Linked DNA regions of Homo sapiens: region 1 is linked to region 2. A link is a contact called in ENCODE Hi-C data. All regions are on one chromosome and are shown on one strand. The core of a region is the stretch at or near the end of the contact, and the rest is flanking DNA. Distances in the headings are between cores, read along the strand shown. Region 1 holds the start of RPS6KA2-AS1 (RPS6KA2 antisense RNA 1). Region 2 has its middle 73 kb from the start of RPS6KA2-AS1.

The links. Hi-C counts contacts between places; a loop is a spot of excess contacts on that map. Pooled maps may share reads with other maps.
Region 1: a map with no recorded cell type shows a loop between it and region 2 (4-fold over the local background). The contact joins the promoter of RPS6KA2-AS1 here to the enhancer-like site in region 2. A Hi-C loop is called at or near these places in 2 of 168 maps with a recorded cell type or tissue (HCT116 and heart left ventricle), 7 of 37 single-sample maps with no recorded cell type and 5 of 50 pooled maps.

Annotation. Positions count from the first base shown.
Region 1 is chr6:166,902,356-166,906,765 of GRCh38, forward strand. It overlaps RPS6KA2-AS1 (RPS6KA2 antisense RNA 1), which reads left to right and starts at 1,343. Exons shown (of 2, transcript NR_046644.1): 1 at 1,343-1,433; 2 at 1,945-2,714. RefSeq lists enhancers at 1,098-1,779, 1,780-2,460.
Region 2 is chr6:166,828,500-166,833,228 of GRCh38, forward strand. It overlaps a transcript of RPS6KA2 not described here. Among named protein-coding and RNA genes, the nearest start is that of RPS6KA2-AS1, 73 kb to the right of the region's middle. Within about 2 kb of position 2,157, at least 2 of the 41 ENCODE cell types and tissues checked have a DNase peak (open chromatin) inside an H3K27ac peak, as active enhancers do.

The DNA of each region.
Region 1 (4,410 bases), core at 93-2,592, 73 kb after region 2:
ACGTGAACACATGGGGAGAACGCCGCGGGAACACACAGAAGGGCGACCGCCTGGTGGATGCACAGAGGGGAGAACGCCAGGGGAACACACACAGGGGAGAACGCTGGGCGATCACACAGGGTGGAGAACGCCGGGTAAATACACACTGGGGAAAACGCTGTGCAATCGCATAGAGGGAAGAACGCCGGGTGAACACACAGGGTGCGTTCTTCCATCATGCGGCTGCGCCTGAGTCTCTGAGTCTACTCTGGCTTAGAAGGCTGCCTGATTCGCAAATTGTTTATTGCTCAATTACATGCTTTTAAATTTAATTCAGCTGAAGTGTTTCTTTTCTCACGGCCCACCCACTAGATGTGGCTCTGTCACTGGTGCTGGCCAGTGGGGCGTGGAGGGACCGGTGTCCTTCCCAGCACAGACACAAGGAAGCGGCTGTGCCTTCTCCACACTCTTCTCCCTGACTCTTGGCTACAGCTGTAAACCCAGGGTTAGATTCAGGGGCCTGTGACCTCCAATGGGAAAACAACTGCATTATTTGTACCTCATATTTAGTATTTCCATCAATTATGAGTGTAGGCAAAAAAGCACAGTAGCTTCAGCAGGACTGGTGTTTTGCTGGCAGTACAAAACATTTTCATATCCTATTCCTTGCTGTCTTGTGTTTTCTTTAATGTGTTAAAAAATCTTATTCTGAGACCATCAGGCCACTGGAAGGGGTTCATGGCACAAAAAAAGATGCAGCCCAGCAATAAGGTGAAAGAGAGATGACGGAGCCACTGGACACAAGAAGCCTTGCACCCTGAGTCACCCCGTGGAGCACTGACGAGCCTCGGCTCCTGATTCATTATGCGGAGTGCTGCCTAGTACCAGGAGCAACAGCACTGGACAGGGACATGAGTAAGAAATAAAACTTCCAGAGCGTGAAGCTAGTGAAATGATGGGATGTGTTTATCACAGGGCTAGCATCATCCTAACCAGCATGGAGACATGCGGGGCTGTGAACGGGAGCCTAGAGCTGCAAATTAGACAAGCCTGGGCCAGGAGACCTTTTGCAGGCTGCAAAGCTGCTCTCTCCTTTGCCTCCTCTGTACCTCAAAGGACCTGGGGTGGTGAAGGGAGTTGTGGGCCGACCTGAGTCAGCCTGAACAGGCTGTTCCTTCAGCAGATTCCTCAAGCTCTGCCCCGGCCCCTTCCTCGGCCCACCCCAGCTTGCCCTCCAAGGGGTATTATCACTGTGACCCTCGTCTCCTCCTCCTGTTCAGGCTTTGCCTTGGCAGCGCAGCAGTGCCCCTCTGCAAAGGGGTCTCGCATGCTGTTCAGCAGCTCTCTTCCCGCCACAGCGATGGGCAGCCGGATCCCAGCTGGAACTCCGCCACATCCCAGGAATGTGAATACCAGTGGAATCCGGATAGGACGGTGTGACCCAGGCACAGTGGGTGAGAACCGGAGCTTGGCTAGCAGGCAGGGGTTCAGCTGCTTCCTGACCTGTGCCCTGGCACCTCTGACCTGGCCGGAGCTTCTCAGGCAGTGACCACTGCTGAAACTTTGAGACCCCAACATGTGTGGGAGCATTTCTAAGCCTTCCTTGCATGGACACACTCCTCCCTAACGCTGTCCCATTTTCCAGACAGGGTCTCACCCACCCCGCACTGCTGCCCCCAGTGCTTTGATTCAGCCCCTCAGCTGTGAATGGAGTTGGTTCCTCATATGAGATCTCAATAAGACTATGGTGGGAGTCGGCGTAGAGCAGGGAAAGCCTGGACTTTCTGCCAGAAGGTCGGGGTGGGGCAGTGCAGGCCACGGCACCTCCCGGCTCTGTGCACAGGGTGGGCCACCCCAACCCGGCTCCTCACACTTCACGGCATGCAGCAGCCTCCTGGGCCCTGGGAACATGCAGACTCTGAGCAGCAAGACTGCGCAGGACCCGACATTTGCATTTCTAAACAGCTCCCAGGGGACGCCAATGCTGCGGGCTGAGGCCCACGCTGGAGGAACACCGGCCAGTGGGCAGCTTTGGGTGAACTTCAGAGTGGGTGGAAGCGCAGCTGCCCCGCCTGCCCCCACGGCTGCTGCGCGATCAGGAAACACAGCACACTCCTAAGTGAGTCGTCACCATGGTGACTTTTGGATTCCCACTGCCAGTTCCTGTGGAGTCAGAGAGATCTTAGCTCAGAAGTGCTGACAGCAGGGGCTGGCTGGCCACTGGCCACATGGGAAGAGGAGAAAGGCAGCAGGAGCCACCGTGAGGCAAATGAGCTACAAGACGCCGCTCCGTCTGATTTCCCGCCACAGCTCCCAACACAGGTGAAATGGCTCAGAACAGCTCAGCATGTCCTACTGAGGGGCAGGAAGGATGCTGAGAAAATCCCAGGCAGCGGTCTCAGCTGGGATGTAATTTGAGGGCGAAAAAGTTGTGTTGCTTGCGGTTTCTTCCTTGCTCCTTGCAGGTTATATTTGAAATGAATGTCAGAGCCATGCGGCCGCTGCCAACTAATTCCCAGCTAAGAAGGTAAACACCAGCATCACCTGGGTCTTCTGGTCTACCTGATTCTGCAGCTCAGAGGGAACCATGCAGCTGGCAAAAATGACAGCGAGGGCAGGACTATGACCCAATTAAAGGAATGTGAGTTAAAACATGGGGAGCCAAACACCCAAATTCCAGCCTGATCCTAACTGTATGTAGGCATTAAACCCTTATGCTGTCATTCCCACCACCGAGTAGAAAGTGTGGCACGTGGCTTTGTATCACTGTAAATATGATTCTATTTTACTGGCCTTCAGCCTCCCTCCTTTTGCTCACAGCCTTTACTGCAGCCAGCAGAGAGGGGCACTGCCTCCAGCACAGCCCAAGCGAGCTGGCTTTCCATGGAGGCTCGAAAGGGCTCCCTGTCTCCTGCACACTCACATGGCTTCTGCTGCTGGACACGCACATAAAAGCATGTTTGTGAAGCCTTGCATGGAATCCACAGCAGAGGTGCAAGGAGATCCAGGGGTCTTGACCTCCTGAGATTCTTTGGGGCGGCAGGGGTCGGGCGTTGTATAGCGATATTTACGTTTTTTCCATTCTGGAAACCACAGAGACAGTGGGAGGGGGAGATTCTCTGGTCAAGAAATGAAATAGAATGGAGAAGCAGAGAGAAGAGGAATGAGGAAGCTGGGTGGTACCAGGTCTCCCTGAAGAGGGATAGGGGGGCTGGGTGGTACCAGGTCTCCCTGAAGAGGGATGGGGGGCTGCGTGGTGCCGGGTCTCCCTGTGCTCACAGCACCGTGTGTATCCCCTTCGAGTGCCATGGGAGGTGTGTGACTTCTCTGAAAGGCAGGAAGCGGCAGGGACCACATTTCTCCTGTCACCCGGGTATTCCCAACCCCTGGCTCACTGCTTCTCCCCCAGAGCAGGAACTCTGCAGACAGTTGCTGAATAAACAAGTGAACCAATGAATGAAATAAAGGTGAGACCCAATGGGAAATGCAAGAGTTGCCAGGAACAGCAGGAGGACCACACTCCTGGGAGATCTCCCACGCCATGAATTATACCACCACACACCCACACGCATGCTGCCCGCGCTGTGGAAGCATAGCACAACCCTGTGTATGGAGCACACACCCCCCCAGAACACAACTCCATGTGTGGGAGCACACTCCCTTCCAGAGCACAACTCTGTGTGTGGGAAAACACACCCCTCCGGAACACAACTCCATGTGTGGGAACACCCCTCTGGAACACAGCTCTGCACTCACCCCTCCAGAACACAACTCTGTGTGTGGGAATACACACCCCTCCGGAACACAACTCCGTGTGTGGGAACACCCCTCTGGAACACAGCTCTGCACTCACCCCTCCAGAACACAACTCTGTGTGTGGGAATACACACCCCTCCGGAACACAACTCCATGTGTGGGAACACCCCTCTGGAACACAGCTCTGCACTCACCCCTCCAGAACACAACTCTGTGTGTGGGAATACACACCCCTCCGGAACACAGCTCCGTGTGTGGAGCACTCACCCCTCCAGAGCTCCTGTACTTTTCCCTTTAGGCCATATAGGACGCTGGTCAAAGAATTTCCATCCAGGAACCAGCTAGGACTCCCAGGGTCTCTTCAGGCCTTTCCCACTGCCTTCCCATCATCCCCAGCAGAACACCCGTGGTCCTGCAGCCCCGCAGCCTGCAGTCACGCTCTGTCCTCCCACTCAGCAGCATGAGGGACAAATTGTAAATTTCTGCAGCAGGCCTTTGTTCCCGCCAGCACCGGGCTGTGTTTGCCTTTCCGTGCCTCGCATGCTTTCAGGCCTGAGTCCTCTGGCTTCTTTCCCCACACTCTCTCCTCTGACCACCAGTTCCCTGCCTCTAAGCTATTGCTGCAGGTTTTGCCAACGCTTCTTCCTTCTCCACTTCCTGCACCTTCGCATGTTC
Region 2 (4,729 bases), core at 907-3,406:
CTTTATCTATGGGAATAAATTTATCACATAAAAATCTAACAGAGCTTGAGATATAAATGTATTCAGTGTGCCTTAAAAGTGGTATCACTGACTCATCAAATTGTCTTGTGAAAACTGGATATCAAGATGCAAAAGAATACAGTTGGACATACTCTATATCATACACAAAAATTGACTAAAGATAGATGAAAGACCTAAATGTAAGACCTACAACTATAACACTCTTAGAAGAAAAGATGAGAAAAGCTTTATCACATCAGATCGGGTAATGATTTCTTGGATATGACGTCAAAGGCACAGGCAACAACAACAAAAAATAGATAAATCAGACGTCATCAAAATGTAAAACTTTTGTACATCAAAAGACACAATTAACAAGATGAAACAACAACCCACAGAATGGGAGAAAATATTTGCAAATCATATATCAGATAAGGGGTTAATATCTGGAATGTATAAAAACCTCCTACAACTTAATAACCTCAATAACAATAAAAAACCAAATAACCCAATTAAAAAATAGCAAACGACTTGAACAAACATTTCTCCACAGAAGACTACAGGTGACCAATAAGCACACGGAGAAACGCTCAACATCACGAATCATGAGAGAAATGCAAATTAAAGCCACAGTAAGGCACCACTTCACTCCCATTGGTATAGCTGCTATCAACGAAGCAGAAAATAGCAAATGGCAAGGATGTGGAGAAACTGAAACCTTTGTGGCACTACTGGTGGAAATGTAAAATAGTATAGCTGCTGTGGAAAACAGGACGGTGGTTCCTCAAAAACATTTAAAAATGAATTATCGGCCGGGCGCGGTGGCTCACGCCTGTAATCCCAGCACTTTAGGAGGCTGAGGCGGGTGGATCAGGAAGTCAGGAGATGGAGACCATCCTGGCTAACACAGAGAAACCCCGTCTCTACTAAATATACAAAAAATTAGCCGGGTATGGTGGCGGGCGCCCGTAGTCCCAGCTACTCCAGAGGCTAAGGAAGGAGAATGGCGTGAACCTGGAGGCGGAGCTTGCAGTGAGCCAAGATCGCGCCACTGCACTCCAGCCTGGGCAACAGAGCGAGACTCTGTCTCAAAAAAAAAAAAAAAAAAAAAAAAAAAAATTATTATATGGTCCATCAATTCCCCTGCTAGATTGAAAAGCAGAGACTTAAACAGGTATTTGTCTACCCATGTTCACAGCAGCTTGACTCACAGTACTCTGAAGATGGAAGCAACCCAATGGTCCATCAGCAGACGAGTGGAAGAACAAAATGTGATGTGTATATACCTACAATGGAACACCGTTCAGCCTTAAGAAGAAAAGGAATTTGTCTGGGTGCAGTGGCTCATGCCTGTAATCCCAGAACTTTGGGAGGCAGAAGCAGGTGGATCACCTGAGGTCCAGAGTTCAAGACTAGCCTGGCTAACATGGTGAAACCTCATCTCTACTTTTAGTATTTTTAATTTTTAATACAAAAACTATCTGGGCGTAGTGGTGGGCGCCTGTAATCCCAGCTACTCCAGAGGTCAAGGGAGGAGAATCGCTTGAACCTGGGAGGCGGAGATTGCATGAGCCGAGATCGCACCATTGCACTCCAGCCTGGGCAACAAAAGCAAAACTCCATTTCAAAAAAAAAAAAAAAAGAAAGAAAGAAAGAAAGAAAGAAAAGAAAAGGAATTTTCACACATGCTACAACATGGAGCCCATAACCTTGAGGACATTACGCTAAGTGAATATACCAGTTGCAAAAAGACAAATGCTGTGTGATTCTGCTTACATGAGGTGCCTAGAGTGTCAAAATTATAGAGACAGAAAGTAGAACAGTTGCTGTCTCATTGGGGAAGTGGCTGAGGGAAGTGGAGAACAGAGAGTTGGTTAGTTTTTAACAGGCAGAGAGTTTCAGTGTTGCAAAATGAGAAGTATTCTGGAGGTGGATGGTGGTGATGGTTGTACAATGATGTGAAAGCCCTGAATACCTCTGACATACTTAGAAACCGTTAAGATGGTACATTTTATATTTTTATAATTTCTTTTTAAAAAAAGCTCATCGCTGATACAAAGTATAAAACATCTCTCCCAATACATGCACAAGAAATGACACATGCAGAGTTCATGGACAATTTCCTACGAGGCAAGGGAAGTAAGGCCTGCCCTCTAAATCTGCCTTAGCGTGTGAGCCCACAGCTTTCTGCTGTGGGTTCTGACATTTCTCATCACACCAAGCGTCAGTCCTCTCAGACCCAGATCTGAAAGCGGGGGCTGAAACCTGTGTTACTGCCTTAGCTGTCATCTCCATGGCTGTGTGGGATCCCAGAGCCACAGCCTTCCGTCCTGGCACTGTGTTGATTTTTAAGGCCTTTTCTTTGAGATTTGGGACATTATTGTTTCCTCTTTCCCAGCTCCCCCCTATCAAGCTAGAGCCCTGACCATTAGGCACTCTGGCCAGACCCAGGCTCTCCCTTGGGCTGGGTCACACGCTGTGGTTGGGGAGTTTCTTCTGCAACGAAGGCCTCCCTGGACCCCTGACTCACCACGCATGTGGCCAACCACACCTCTGAGGGCCTGGAGCCCAGACCCTCCAGTGGCAGGGGGTATTGGGTCCATCCACGGAGAGAACCCCTGATGGAAGAGGCGCCTCCCTCCTGGGCCATCCACACTGACAATGCAGCTGCTCCCTGCCCCCACCTCCTCCTCCACTCTCCGCAGGTGTTGGTCCTGCGCACCTCACTAAACTTGCTCAGAGGCAGGTTCCTCAGAGGCTGCTCCACGCATCCAGGACCGGAGGCCTCACCAGGGATCCCTTCTCAGATCCTTACCCTCCCTGCCATCTCTCTTCTGCTCAGGTCCACAGTGGGTCCGTGGCCATGATGACTATGGAGCTTCTCTACTTCAACTTGAATTTGCCCTTCCTTCAACCACTCTGTGTATTTCTACACCAGCATGACACCTTCCCCCCTGCCCCTGCCAGACAGAAAGCTTCAGCTGTAAGGGCAGTGAGGACCAAGACACTCTTGCCTTGTCCGCACCTCTTCACAGGCTCCTTCTTCCCACAGAGGAAGGCTTGGCCCCCACTGAGAGACGCTCCCTTAGGGAACAGGTGCTGTTCTATTTCCATGCCGCATTTGCCCTCACCTTCCCTGGGCCTGGGCTCGGTAGCAAAAGACCACAGAGAGAAATTCCAAAACTGAGAATAAAAACTATAACAGGAAATATTTTTAAACAAATTGTATTTTACCACATCTACATACATACACACAATAACAGAATTACATACTAGATAGATGATAGATACATAGATAGATGATAGATAGATAGATGATAGATAGTAGACACATACATAGGTAATAGATATATAGATACATATATACATAGATGATAGACAGATGATAGATGGATAGATAGATGATGGATGGATAGATAGACAGATGATAGATAATAGATGGATGGATAGATAGCTACATAGATACATACGTAGATAATAGATACACAGATATATGGATGATAGATACATATATACATACATGTATAGATGATACATGATAGATAGATAGATAGATAGATAGATAGATAGATAGATAGATAGATATAGATAATCTACAGTAGTGAGTTGGTTGCATGTTATGACCGAGGAAGAATATAAGATGCGTACCAGATTTCTGATTTGGCCTTGAAAGTGACCTGGGAGTATTTTTAATGAAGTAAACAGGAAGAAAGTGGCTGATGGTGTTGGAATTTGCCTGGCCTGGGAGGAAGAGCTGAGTTAGGATAAGAGGAGTGGGATTTGGACACATTGGCTGTGCTGAGGAAGTTGGGGGGGAAGCTCCAGGCTCTCAGCACATGTTTGGATTTACTCACAGATGCACAGATAGCAGAGGCTGAGCTGGATTTTGAATCCAGTTTGAATCTACTTCTGACAGACCCCAGAGCCCAGGCTTGGAACCCCAGGCAATACTGCCCCTGGCTACACCAAGATATTACTCTAGAGACAAAAATGCAATACACTTTTAAGTATAATAGCCAAAAATGGAAATTCTGTTGGTGTTTTCTCTATGGTAAGTCCGCTCATGTCAAGAGAAACTAACTCCATCTTGAAAATAAACTTTCTGAATCCCTCTCTTAAGAAGCATGCTGGGAGGTCGCAGTGCCCCACAGTTTAAATGTTAGGAAATGCAGGAGATCCAGAAAATTGACAGATTTATTACTAAATGTTTACTTTTGATGTTCAATGTCATTAATTTGATCTAACTGGGGAAATTGTCAGAATTAGCGAAGATCATGAATCACTGAAGTATATTTAAATGTCATTTTATTACTTCCAAGCACTCATAATTAAAGAAACTAAATGTTAGAAAAGAATTGAGCCAAGACTTTAATCACGATACCTTAAAGAGCAAATTTTAATTATAATGTTCACATTAAAATGTCTCATTGCAAATAGATCTTGCCAATATGTTTGAAAGCAGCTTGCTCTCTTATGTAAATGCAGTTTAATTTGCTTAATTAAGATGTTTAGCAACTTTTTCTTTCATAATACAAATAATCATAATAGCAGACATTTATTGAGTGCTTACTGTGTGCCCACAGTTAGCCAAGCACTTGCATGGTACTACCACATTTCATCCTCACAACCATGAAGAAAATACAAATATTATCCTACACGTGATGAAACAAGCTTAGAAAAGGCCAAAGTGGTGAAATAGACTCACAGCCAGGTGATCTGATGGAAGAAA